Regions from separate parts of the Homo sapiens genome. Here all the other regions are linked to region 1. The links are chromatin contacts, found by Hi-C or POLR2A ChIA-PET in ENCODE. All regions are on one chromosome and are shown on one strand. Each heading gives the region's core, a stretch centred on a gene start or an enhancer-like site at or near the end of the contact. The rest is flanking DNA. Distances are from core to core; before and after follow the strand shown.

The links. A loop is a pair of places that touch in the nucleus more often than their neighbours do. ChIA-PET counts read pairs that join two places held with the same protein, here RNA polymerase II (POLR2A). Pooled maps may share reads with other maps.
Region 2: a map of mammary epithelial cell shows a loop between it and region 1 (2.7-fold over the local background). The contact joins the promoter of TMEM51-AS1 here to the promoter of EFHD2 in region 1. A Hi-C loop is called at or near these places in 6 of 168 maps with a recorded cell type or tissue (PC-9, aorta, ascending aorta and 3 more), 8 of 37 single-sample maps with no recorded cell type and 12 of 50 pooled maps. POLR2A ChIA-PET finds 5 or more read pairs at or near these places in 2 of 52 experiments (BJ and GM12878).
Region 3: a loop to region 1 is called in a pooled map, with 9 times the contacts of the local background. The contact joins the promoter of PLEKHM2 here to the promoter of EFHD2 in region 1. A Hi-C loop is called at or near these places in 8 of 37 single-sample maps with no recorded cell type and 8 of 50 pooled maps. POLR2A ChIA-PET finds 5 or more read pairs at or near these places in 3 of 52 experiments (A673, OCI-LY7 and activated naive CD4-positive, alpha-beta T cell).

Annotation. Positions count from the first base shown.
Region 1 is chr1:15,406,996-15,411,175 of GRCh38, forward strand. EFHD2 (EF-hand domain family member D2) reads left to right here and starts at 2,893. Exons shown (of 4, transcript NM_024329.6): 1 at 2,893-3,284. The coding sequence starts at 2,977. EFHD2-AS1 (EFHD2 antisense RNA 1) reads right to left here. Exons shown (of 4, transcript NR_183705.1): 2 at 842-912. RefSeq lists a silencer at 2,541-3,140 and an enhancer at 2,653-3,515.
Region 2 is chr1:15,149,791-15,154,023 of GRCh38, forward strand. It overlaps TMEM51-AS1 (TMEM51 antisense RNA 1), which reads right to left and starts at 2,674. Exons shown (of 5, transcript NR_027136.1): 1 at 2,501-2,674. It overlaps TMEM51 (transmembrane protein 51), which reads left to right and starts at 3,957. Exons shown (of 4, transcript NM_001136218.2): 1 at 3,957-4,164. RefSeq lists silencers at 3,780-4,049, 4,110-4,159 and an enhancer at 4,139-4,233.
Region 3 is chr1:15,682,646-15,686,735 of GRCh38, forward strand. PLEKHM2 (pleckstrin homology and RUN domain containing M2) reads left to right here and starts at 1,675. Exons shown (of 20, transcript NM_015164.4): 1 at 1,675-1,973. The coding sequence starts at 1,914. RefSeq lists silencers at 1,529-1,608, 1,699-1,778, 2,299-2,368 and an enhancer at 2,599-2,658.

The DNA of each region.
Region 1 (4,180 bases), core at 1,643-4,142:
AGTGCTAAGGGAGCCCTGCATTTCATGAGCCAACTTCATCCCTGCCGTCTCCCGAATCCCTTCCTGTTTTCCCAGCATCTCCAGCTGGAGGGACCACACAGTTCTGTCAGGCTCCAGAACATCCCCAGTGCTATCTCCCCATCACCCAAGAGCTCTCCCCAACTCTTTCTCCCCTTCTTGTTTCTCCCCCTGTCCCTTTTTCAAAGTGCTGTTGTTTTTCTTACTATCACTTCACCCCTCCCCAAAAGACAGTTATACAAGGAGATGTGGGAGGAAGAGACGAAACACAAGTAATGATGACTGAGTCAGCCTGGCTCCCTTGCCACTGGAATATTGTCAGAATTGGCCGGCTCGCCCTTGCCTCTGTAAAAAGCCTTTGCCAAGGGTGTGATTTTTCCTGAAGATCATTCTTTCCACATGACCAAATGTTGTAGTGTGTCATCAGTCCAGACTGTTTCTTTCTGCCAGAATCTATGCTTGGGGCACAAAACTCGGGGTCATTCAAAAGTGATTTCCCCTAATCAAGAGGCAAGTGATATTTCCTGGAAGTTTCACCTCCATTCAGGGCTCATCAGCTTTCTCTGCTTTTCGTTCCATCACTGCTTCTTTGATTCCTGAAAAAGTGCTTTTCTTGGAGCCCAATGACCAATGACCAATGAAGAAAAAAACTTGGAGTAAAAGGCAGCCCCAGCGTCCATCTCTGGCCCAGGCCCAAGGCCTCTGAAATGGGGCCACAGTACTGGGCAGCTTGAGGTCTCACCCTGTGGTCACAGTCTCAGAGCTCTGCAAACCCCGAAAACCTGTGAGAAAAATCAACCCAAGAGGTGTTAAAAGGACTCACCCATCCGGGCAGCATTTCCCGAGCTCTGCCTGAGTTTAACAGTTGTAAGGCTCCGGCGTTCAGCAGCCCTCCTGCAAGATACTATAGGTAATGAGCAGGAATTCCACCACCCTCCCTCCTAAGAGCTGTGTCCACACAAAGCCAAATAGGTAACTGACCAGAGAGCTTACTACGCACAGGCAGTCCACATAATTCAAACCCCAACCCCAGTTTTTTCACATATATATGTAAGTTGTTTTGCAAGAAGGCAAAACCCTCACATTATCTCCTCACTGTGAAGTTTGCGCCCACGTCAAGCAGATGCAAACAATTTCATAAAACGGCAACCCAGTTTTATGCAGAACCATTGGAAATCATAAATTGGAGTAAATTGAGGCTCACTAGAGTCTTGAAAGTAATTAGCTGCTTTGTGAGGAAGACTAAGAATTCAACAAACTTAAGCATCTACAAACATCATCTGCAGACATCATCTTAAACATTTTAATCTGCATCCTGTCCCTAGTCCTTTGCATTCCTTAAATAACTATTTTACTTCTGTTGGGTCCTTCAGGGCTGCATACAGGAGATATGGAAGCCTGTCTTTTGCAAGTAGCTGGACCGAACTGCCCAAAACTAAGAGAAACTTAATTCTGAGATTTAAAACAAAAAAACCATTTTAGCTGAGCATCTTTATTGGACTCAAAAACAATTTCATAAACAAGTAAATGAGAACTTCACATTTTCTGAACCTTGAAGGTTTTTTCCTCAATTTCATTCTTTTAAAAATACCTTTTAAATTAATTCAGCAAGGTTCTTAAACACAGCAAATTGACAAATATCAACTGAGTGTCTGTTCTGTGCAAATCACTCTGTAACAGCTTGCTGGCTTTACATTCTCGAGGGCTCCCTGCCTCCAGAGCACCCTGGTTTTCGGCCCTGCACGCATCTTTTCTCTGCACCTTGGCTGGTTGGAGCAGTTTCAGTAGACAGGTCCTGATTGACCCAACATTTCAGAGAACATGCACAGAGCATAGTCCTCCTTCTAAATCAGGGATTCTCAAATTTCAGTGAGCAGAACTCCCCTGGGTGCTTGTTTACACGTAGATTCCTGGGTCCCACCCCAGAGATCAGTTTCGTCTGTCCAAATTGGAGCCTGAAAATCTGTATTATTAACCTAGGCCCCAGTGGTTCTGATGCTGGAGGTCCAGAGTTGTGCAGTTGTAAGGTGACAGCCCAGACCACAGAGATACTTATCTGAACTCTTTCCCCAGTCCTGTCCAGGAGCCGTTGGGGAGGACATCTCTCCTCTGGGGACCCCATCAAAATGGCGACATCATGATCTCCCTGTCAGTTTCCCTAAAGTACAGTCACAGGCGACAACACTGGCCCAGCAGCTATTGTGCCAAGTCATCCGTGTGATGGTGCGGGGCCTCGGGAGAGAGGACCACCAGCCCCTTCCCCTGTCCCTCACCCGCTGTCTCCAGGGGCCCTTTCAGGGGTGAAACCCAGTCCCATCTCCCTCGCAGCTGCTAGTCTGTCCTCTTCCAAGAGGCCATCGGCGCCCGCCACGGTTCACCCTAAACAGGGGTTTCTGCTCCCCAGGTCCGCCTCGGAACCCCTGCAACCCTCATTGAGAACGCCAGTGTTTAACAGCGAGTCGTTTCCATAGCAACCGACAGGGTGTCACAGACACAGGATTATGACTTCACGGCGTGGGGATTCCGGAGAAGGGGGTGGGGCGGCGCCCCCCCTCGCTTCCCCGCCCCCCGGCAAGCCCCGCTCCTCACCCAAGCCGCGGGGGAGGAGCCCTCTTCTTTCCCGCCCGGCCCCGGCCCCCAGCAGGACCCCTCCCGCTCAGCTGCTACAGTGGGCACGAAGAGGGGCATGGCTTTCGGCCGCGCTCCCCAGCCTCGCGGGGGGCAGACGACGGCGGGCGGGGCGCGCAGAGTACACTCGACCCCCGGCGGCCGGGAGCGATCACGCGCACGCCGCGCGGGCCCGGGGGCGGGGGCGGGGCGCGCGGTCCCCGCCAGGGCCCAAGTCCCACCTTCGGGGGCGGTGCCTGGCCCGGGGAGTGTCAGGAAGAGGAAGAGCGCGGCCGGCGGCGCTGCGCTGAGAGCAGGGGCCCGGCCAAGGCGAGTGCCGCGCGGGCCACCATGGCCACGGACGAGCTGGCCACCAAGCTGAGCCGGCGGCTGCAGATGGAGGGCGAGGGCGGCGGCGAGACCCCGGAGCAGCCCGGGCTGAACGGGGCAGCGGCGGCGGCGGCGGGGGCACCCGACGAGGCGGCCGAGGCGCTGGGCAGCGCGGACTGCGAGCTGAGCGCCAAGCTGCTGCGGCGCGCAGACCTCAACCAGGGCATCGGCGAGCCCCAGTCGCCCAGCCGCCGCGTCTTCAACCCCTACACCGAGTTCAAGGAGTTCTCCAGGAAGCAGATCAAGGACATGGAGAAGATGTTCAAGCAGTAAGTGCCCGCGCGACCCGGCCCCCCGCCCGCCCCGCGACCCGGTCTCGGGCCCCGAACCCCCCGATCCCCGGATCCCGCTCCGCCCCGGGAGCCTGCCGTCAGCCAAGCTTCCCCGAACCCAGACGCACCGGGGTTGGGGACCCGGCGGCCCCTTCCAGATCGAGACCCGGCATCTCACCGCGCACGTTAGTCTGGGGGACCCCCGGCCCCTGGCACGCGGCGGAGACTCGTATTTGTGCTGCCTCCGGTACACCATAGACGCGTCCACAGAGTGGGGGACCCCAGGCTTCCTTCCAGATAATCGCCAGGCCCCGCGAGCCCCACCCCCACCACCACACGTGTGGGTCCCGGGCCCTCCGCGCTGTTAGTGGGGCTTCTCCACCACCCCACACCGCACACACCGAGGCTGAGGACCCAGCGGCCTTCCTTCCCCGATCCCAGCTACTCGCGTTCCCCACCCCCACCCCAACACACGCTGGCCAAAGATACCCACCCCAGTGCCCCTCGACACCACATGCCAACCACATTCCCTCCCTTAAGGTCTTTTCGTTTCCTCTGCGATCTCAGGTCTCCCTCAAGGTGGGTTCTGGGCAGGGATCCCCCCAACTTCCTCTCCAGTTACTTAGCGTCTACCAGCAAACTGGGGGCAAAGACTTGCCCTTTCCATCCCCACCCACTCATTAGCCAGGACCCAAATCCTTCACTCACAAGTGGTCTCCTTAGGAAGGGACCCCTCGGCCCCTGTTGCCCCTCTGGTGTAAACCTCACTCCAGTCGTCCCTGTGGGCCGAGTCCCCTCCGGGTTTGGAAGGCCTCCCTCCCGCTCCTGCCCGCCCCACCCCCGTGCACCCAGCAGCTTGCAGTCACCGCTCCCCTGCTTCTGTCGCAAGGCCC
Region 2 (4,233 bases), core at 1,424-3,923, 260 kb before region 1:
CATGTCAGATAGCTCTACCTCATTCTTTCTGGTGACTTCATAGTGTGCCAGCATGAGTCTATGCCACAATTTACTTAGCATAGCTCCTAGTGCTGGGCATTGAGGTTGGTGACCACTTTTCACCGTTACAATTAATCAGCAATGAAAACCCTTGGACGTTCTGTTCCTGAGCACATGTGTGAGTTGTTCTGCATGATGATCTATTTCTATAAGCTGATTTTCCAGCCTCACTTTCATTGATGTGCCTGGAAAGTCAGTAGCATGACAGACTGGGGTCTTGGTCACTAACCAGGGACAGTCGAATATTTTAAAACTGTCGTTATTTACCCATTCAGCCAGAAAGAATAAAAATGTAATGCCACGGGAATTCTCAGAACAGCATCCTCTCCTCTTTGAATTCAGGCTTTCAGAACTAGACAGGCTAATGCTCCCACAACTCATGTTCAGGCCACACTGGGTACTTTGTCACATACTAGTTCACCTGATCCCCGAGTTGGTCCTGGAAAATAGGTATTATTAGCATAGAAATGCTAATAATTTTTTTTTGACACATGAGGAAACTGAGGCTCAGAGAGGACAAGACATCTGCCCAGGGTCACACAACTCACAAATAGCAGAGGATTCAGAAACCAAAGACAAAGGTGATGGAATCCTGCCTTCTTTCTAAATCCGTGATGTAGGCTAGATCATGGTGCCTCTTCAGAAGTTTACAGTGGACAGTTAGCCAAAAAAGCAGGTGAAGTGAACATCTGCCTAGGTGACTGAGTTTGCAGGATGTATTAGTTTCCTCCCGCTGCTGTGACAAATTGACCCAAACTTCATGGCTTAGAACAACACAGTGAACTATCTTCTTACAGTTCTGGAGGTCAGATGTCCAAAACGGATCTGCAAATGCCTTCCCACCTTCAAATCATAAGGCAGACCCAAACTTGCCTTTTTGTGGATGCCAAGAGCTCCTTCTGGATGCTCTGGCTGACACTCCATTCCTTTCCTTTTCTAGCTCCTAGAGGCTGCCCACATTCCTTGGCTACTGACCCTTGTCCAGCAACTGTATCATTCTGATCTCTACTTCTATCACCACATCTCCCTCTCTAACTCTGACCCTCCCGCTTCCCTCTTGTAGGAACCCTTTTGACAACATTGGACCCACCAGGAAAATCAAGGATAACCTCCCCGTCCCAACATCTTTAACTTGATCCCATCTGCAAAGTCCCTTTTGCCACGTAAAGTAACCAGTTCTGGGGATCAGGTTGTGAACATCTTTGGGCAGCCATTATTCTGCCTATCACAGAAGGGGGTTCCTAGCTTAGTGATTTAGAGCAAGGGCCCTGCAAAGACCCCAGATTCAAATACTTTGTCACTTGCTAGCAGATCCAGGTACCTAACTTCTCTGAGTCTTAACAGCCTCATCTGAAAAACTAGAATAATAGAATCTTCCTTCTAGGGCTGTTTTGAAAACCAAAGAACACAATGTATGCAGTGCACGTGAAACACAGGGTTCAATAAATGGTAGGGAAGATTCAGAGAAACTAACCATGTAGAGGGAGAGGGCTGTGGAGGAGAGGAGGATAAGGAGAGGCATGCTTCCTTTGGTAGCTTCTTCAGTTTTGCCTGGGCCTCAGCTTTGCCTGAGAATTTCGTCAGTCTCTCCCCAGATCAGCCAGGGTGAGCCTGCTTAAATGGAACACTCTGAAGATGATATCCTGTGATAAACAAGACCTGCCCAGTTGAGTCTGCAGCAGAGTGGGGCGGGTCTGGGATGACCCTGGCATGGAAAAGTACAGCAGCTCTTTGTCTTCAGATTAGGAGCTGGGACAGCTGTTCTGACATGATCACCCCCCGCCCCCACCCCAGGCCTCTCCAAAGTCCATCTTGCAGAGTCAAATGAAAACCAGATTCCTGGTCTTATCTGAGAGCTACGTGACTGTTTCCTGTCACTCCTTTGGAGCCTGGGAAGGTCCCCACATGCATTGTCTAAACTTTGGGATGAATACGCACAGCTCTTAAATGGGAGCATATTATTATAGGTACCTGCCTACACAAAGGGTCCTCCCTATTCACTAAAATCATGGGTTATTATTTAGGGCTTTCATTCATCCAACAAATGTTTATTCCGCATTTGCAGGTGGCCAGGCAAGGTGAACATTCTCTCAGGGTGGAGAGTATGTGCAGACAGGAGGAATTATGCTATGGGAGGGAGAGCAGAAGCTCTGGAGTGGATCATCTTGGGTCTAGATCCTGATACTTCCCAGCTGTGTTTTCACTGGGCAAAATGACCTCACCTCCTTAAGCCTCAGCCTTCTCTTCTATAAAGTGGGCATAACAAATAACCGCCTCCTAGGTTATGAGGATTAAATGAGATGGTTCAGGGGATGTGGGTGGTAACCCCGCCCCTGGTTCATAGCAAGGATGTGAGGAATAGCAGTTGCTGTCATAGACATGGAGACTGTTTCCCCAAATGCCTTCCCACCCCCAAATCATAAGGCAGACCCAAACTTGCCTTTTTGTGGACGCCAAGGTTCTGTCGAGCTGTTAGGGTGCAAGTTAAGAAGCCAGAATGGCGGGCTGAGGGGAGAAATGCCCGCATGTTACAACTCTGCAGGTGTACACACGTGGACACCATATGTACCCATGAATTCCGCCTTTGGAAGTGAACTTGATTGCAGCCTATTTTCGTCTGGAGGCGGTGGATTCCCGGTAGGAGGCGCCTTCAGTCCTCGGCTCGATCCTGTGACGCCAGCCAGCTGCCTATCGGCTTCTCAGTGTTTGAACTTCAAAGGGCTGGACGCTCACCCAAGAAGGGGACCCCGGCCTGACCTCTCTCGGAATTCAAAAAAATCTAAGGCTCAGAGAGGGAATGGGAGCTGGCTCTTCCCTCTGTGTTTAGCATCCACGTTTTTTGGCGGTCTGGCTGAAACCAGCCCACCCTAGTTCGGGCGCCAGAGCAACGCAGTTCCGAGGGCAGATCTCCAAGGGGCGGAGGCAGAGCCGCGGGTGAGAGGCTTCCGCGCCGACTTCGGGTTTGCACTCCCCGGAGCCAGAACTCCGTGGCGGCTCCGGGCCTCCGTGGATCCGAGCAGAGACTGGCTGCCCGCCTGCCACTCGCAGGCTGGGAAAACGCCAGCCGGTGCCTCGCCGGGAAAGTTCTCGGCAAAGCTGGGGATGAGCCCTCAGCAGGGCAGGCTCCCGGTGCAGCGCGCCCCCATCCATTGCCCGCGCGCAAGAACCCGGAATGGGCCCCACCTGGGCCGGGACTCGGGCGTGCGATCCCGAGGGCGCCCTGGGGACCACGCATCGGGTGGGGACCCTGGCCGAGGGCGTGAGCTGACTCAGTTTTTAAAAACTCGCTTCCTCCTTCCCTACTTGTGCCGGTCACTCACCTCGCTGGGAACCAGCCCAGGGCAGAAGGGGGAGAGGGAGGCGGTGGCCTCCCCAGGAAGGAGGAGAGGTGAGTATCCCGCCAGGTAAAGGCGGGGCGGCTGGCGGAGCTGTGCCTCGGCGTCTGCGCCTGGTGTGGGAGGAAAGCGGGTCTCCCAGCTCCACTTAAACCCCTAAAACCTGGGACTTCTAGCTTGAGACATTCCCCGACCACCACCCGTCACACACACGCGCGTGCGCGCACACACGCATGCACACCGATTCTCTGGGCCCTAGGGAGGAGGGGGGATCAGGGCTCTATTTTCTCCCGACCCCCTCTTATCCAACTCGGCTGGCAAGGGTTGGGGAGAACTTAGGCCCAGCCCCCGGCACACGCTCAGCGCGCTCCAGCGGCATACGCTGGGGAGTGGGTGCCCGCCTCGCTCAGCTGCGATCCCTCGCCTCGGGCCCGGGGGTGGTGCCGAGGGCCGGGAGGGAGGGTCGGCCGGTGGGCGGTGCTTCTCCGGGCTGGAGGCCGCTCCTGGCCGGCACCGCCCTCCGCCTCCCGCGGTCCCTCCCTCCCGCACGCCGGCGCTCCCAGGCCGCGCTTCCTGCGTCCCCAACCCGGTCCCTGAGAGGGCAGTGCGCCCTCTCCACCACTGCGTTCCCTCGGCTAAGAATCCCCCGAACCCCAGCCCCGCGATCGCGGCGCCCACCGAGGAGGCCGCCCGGGTGGGGCGCGGGGGTCGCGAAGCCCGCAGTCCCGGACCGCCCAGCCGAGACGGAGCCGGACCCGCCGCCTCCCGGGTGAGTCTCAGCCGCCGCGCCTTGCGCCCGCTGCTTCCCGCGGCGCGCTGTCGGTTCCCCACAGGGCCG
Region 3 (4,090 bases), core at 425-2,924, 270 kb after region 1:
AAAAAACAAAAAACAAAGTACCACTATTTTGGGTCTCTCCTTGGGAAACTAAGGGGCTGGGGAGCGACCTTTGGAGGCTTGTGGGGTCCCTCTGAGATAAGCAATGAATCAGTATTTCAGATGCTAAGGGGACTTCAGGGATGGGGTGGCCTGAGCAGAGAAGAGGGAAGACCAGGGAACCAGAGTTGAGAACTGGGGTGTCTGAGAATAAAAAGGAGGGACTAATCTATGTGTCAGGATATATTTATTTGGGAACTTAAGGAGGGAAGAGAGCCAGGTAGGAGACTGACACCTCTAAGTGCAGGGGCTTTATGAGATGGTGGATTTGAGGAGGGTGTGTGGGAAGAGAGTTGTTACGGTGGGTTTCAGGGGCTGAGGGAGTTGAGGCCCTTGGGATACGTGGGGCTGAAGAAGAGGGATAAGGATAAGGAGTGGGAATGGGGCATTGGGGCTGAAGGTGAGGAGGGTGTGTTTTGGGGGTGGGGAGGAACACCAGGGACCTCAAATGTAGGACTGGGCCTTGAGGGTGAGGCACTGAGGAGGGGAGGCTGTGGAGGGCCAGGGGGCCCAGGGAGGGTCTAGGGCTGGGGACTGGAGTCTAGGCTGACCCGGTGGGGGTGCTGGGTCCTCCAGGCTGCGAAAGCCAGGGGGCCTGGGTCTGCACATTGAGGGGGTGGCTGGGCTAAGGAAGGGGAGGAAGATAAGTGGGGCTTGCAGGCTAAGAGGGTCTTGGGGTCCCTGGCCAGAGTTAGTGGGGTGCACTGGGGTCTCCAAGGAGGGGTCTGTGGACTAAAGAGGGCCGGCGGGAGGGGGCCCAGGGTCTGTGGGTGTCTCGAGTCTCTGAGGAGGGCCGGGGTCTCAGGGTCTGTGGGGGTCTCTGGCCTGTGGGGTCGGAGTCTCCAGAGTCCTTGGGGCCTGTGGGAGTCTCTGGGGTTTTGTGGGGGGATCCTGTGGGCTGAGGAGGGCTGTGGGGAGGGTCTCAGGGTCTCTGGGGAGGGCCAGTGCCTCGGGGTCTTTGGGGGTCTCTGAGGAGGGCTGGGGGCCCAGGGTCTGTGGGGGTCCCCAGCAGGTGGGGTTGGGGTCTCCGGAGTCCCTGGAGTCTGAGGGTGTCTCTGAGGTCCCAGGGGGGAGTCTATGGCCTGAGGGCTGAGGGGGAGGGTCTCCAGGGTCTCTGAGGAGGGCCGGTGTCCCGGGCAGGCGGGGTCGGGGTCTCCGGAGTTCCTGGGGTCTGAGGGTGTCTCTGGGGTCCCTGAGGGAATCTGTGGGCTGACGAGGCCTGGGGGAGGGTCTCCGAGGAGGGCCGGGGTCCCAGGGTCTGTGGGGGTCTCTGGCAGGCGGGGTCGGGGTGTCCGGAGTCCCTGGGGTCTGAGGGTGTCTCTGGGGTCCCTGAAGGAATCTGTGGGCTGAGGAGGGCTTGGGGAGGGTCTCTGAGGAGCCCCGAGGTCCCCGGCAGGCGGGGTCGAGGTCTCTGGCGTCCCTGGGGTCTGAGGGTGTCTCTGGGGTGCCGGGGAGAGTCTGTGACTTGAGGAGGGCTGGGGGCGGGTCTCGGGGTCTCTGGGGAGGGCCGCGGCCAAGGGTCTGTGCGGGTCTCCGGGTCCCCGGAGTCCCCAGGCGCAGGCGGGCCCTGGCGCCGCCCCGCCTGACATCAGTTCCTGCCGCCGCCGCCGCCGCGGCGCACAGCCCGCGGCCTCCTTCCCCGCCGGCCGCGCTCCGGAGCCTCCGGGCCGCGGTGGAGCGAGGGCCCAGGCGAGGCGAGGGCCGGGCGGCGGGCGCCGGGCCCCGCGGCCGGCACGACGGAGCCCCCGTACGGCCGGCGGCAGCGGTTGGCGGCGGCCCCCGGCCCCCGGCGCGGGAAGCGGCGGCGGGGCGGCGGCGGCGGTGGCGGTGGCGGTGGCGGCGACGGTGGCAGCGCCATGGAGCCGGGGGAGGTGAAGGACCGGATCCTGGAGAACATCTCGCTGTCGGTGAAGAAGGTGAGCGCGGCCTCCCTCCCGGCCGGGGCCCCTTCCTCGCCGCGCCCCCCACGCCCTCCGGCGGCGCTCTCCCGGGCCGGGGCCCCCCGCCCTTCCCCTCCGCGACCCGGGGGGCGACGAGCGGCCGGGAGCCCCGGGCCGGTAGAGGGGAAGCGGCGCCGCTCACGTGAGCGCCGCGGCCTCGGAGCTATTTTTAAAGAACAAAGTTGAGGTCAGCATCCTCGGAGCTTCCCCAAACCTGGCCCGGGGCCCTGCCCTCCCGGAGAGGGGTCAGCGACCCTCCGGTCCCCCACTGGGGCAGCGGCGCCCCCGGGAGCTCCTGAAGGAACCCCATGCAGCCTCCTGTGGAATCCGCTGCATCCCCGGGTCCCCCCGCCAGGCTGGCGTCGCCCAGGGTCTGGCAGTCAGGGTGGAGGCCAGTGATAAGCAACTTCACTTTCCCATGGCCTGGGTCCCGGCGACATTGCCTCTGCTCCTGGGAAGTCCCCTGAATAATCTTGCTCAAGGATGGTAGCTTTGAAGAGGTTCACTAGGGGCTTTGATTATAAGAACCTGAAGTACATGGGGATTGCATTTTGGATGCTGATCCGGGGAACCGGGTGACACCACAGACACCTTGCTGTGGGGCTTGCCGCAGTAAACATCACTGTCCCAATTCCAGGTAGAAATGAGTACATACCTGTCAAGGGCATGTATTTGTGATGAAGTTGGCATATCCGCAAAAGGGTCCGTGCTAGAAGGTAGAATCCATATTCTGACGTTTTTGGGCTGGATATAAAAATAATAATAATAAATTTAAAAGAATCCATATTCACTGAAAACCTAAATGGCCAAATCAGAATGGATTTTTCTCTCTCTCTCCCTCTCTGTGTGTGTGTTTGTGTAATTTGAATTCCTGGCTCACCAGATAGTCTCAGAAACTGAAAAAAAAAAAAAAAAAAAGAAAGAAAGAAAGAAAAAAGAGAAAGAAAATGGCTTGGGTGAGGGACTCAGCAGCTTATTTTACTTGAAGAAGCAAAATGGATAGAATTAATTAGATCAACCATCATATTTAAATAATTGTCTGTTTTCCCACTGAGATTCCTCAAAAGCAACACAGGCAAGCTATTTTACCTTTCATAAAGATAAATGTGACTTAAAAAGAAAATAGATTCTCGAATTGCCCTTACTGAAAACATTCCTCTAAAAGCACAGCTAAAGTAACATTGCAGAGATCCAACAAGAGTTTTACGTAGTTTTACTGAGCTTTGCTAATGTAATGGGGTATGGTTTTTGCTTACTCAAGGAGGGCAGGATGAGCAAATACTTTGTTGAGAAGCAGTACATCTTTCCTAATGGAAGAGAAAGGAACACAGGTGACCTTTCTAATCTAATCTGGGCTGATTGTGGCTTTAGGTAGGCCCGGCGTTTGTCTTTGGATTTCAAACAAATGAATGGAGAAAGTCTGTGATGGAGAGGCAGTAGACATGGGGCACGCTGTCACATGTATAAGCATGAGTCTTTTGAAGGCAGAGATTCACTTTGTAAGTCAGGCTGTCACTTATGAGTTAGGTGTGTTTGTTGAGGTGCATATAATTGTAGGTGTTTGGACAAGGACACTTATTGAGCTGGAATGCACCCCAGAAAATGTCACACTAGAAACTGCAAACCCATCCCTGGGTGTATCACAACCAAAGCCATGGGCAGCATCATTGTTAGGAGCATGGATTCTGGAGTCCAGCTGCCTGATTGAATCCCCGCCCTGCCAAATTAATAACCCTGTAACCTTGGTCAGGCTTATTAACCTCTCCATGCCCAGTTTCTTCATCTGTAAAGCAGGGATAAAATTAGGGATGTTGTGGAGTGTTTTTTTGTTGTTGTTGTTGTTGTTGTTTGTTTTTGAGACAGAGTCTTGCTCTGTTGCCTGGGCTGGAGGGCAGTGGTGTGATCTCGGCTCACTACAACCTCCACCTCCCAGGTTCAAGCGATTCTTCTGCCTCGGCCTCTCGAGTAGCTGGGATTACAGGTGTGCGCCACCACACCCGGCTAAATTTTTTTTTTTTTTTTTTGAGACGGAGTCTCGCTCTGTCGCCCAGGTTAGAATGCAGTGGCCTGATCTCCGCTCAGTGCAAGCTCCG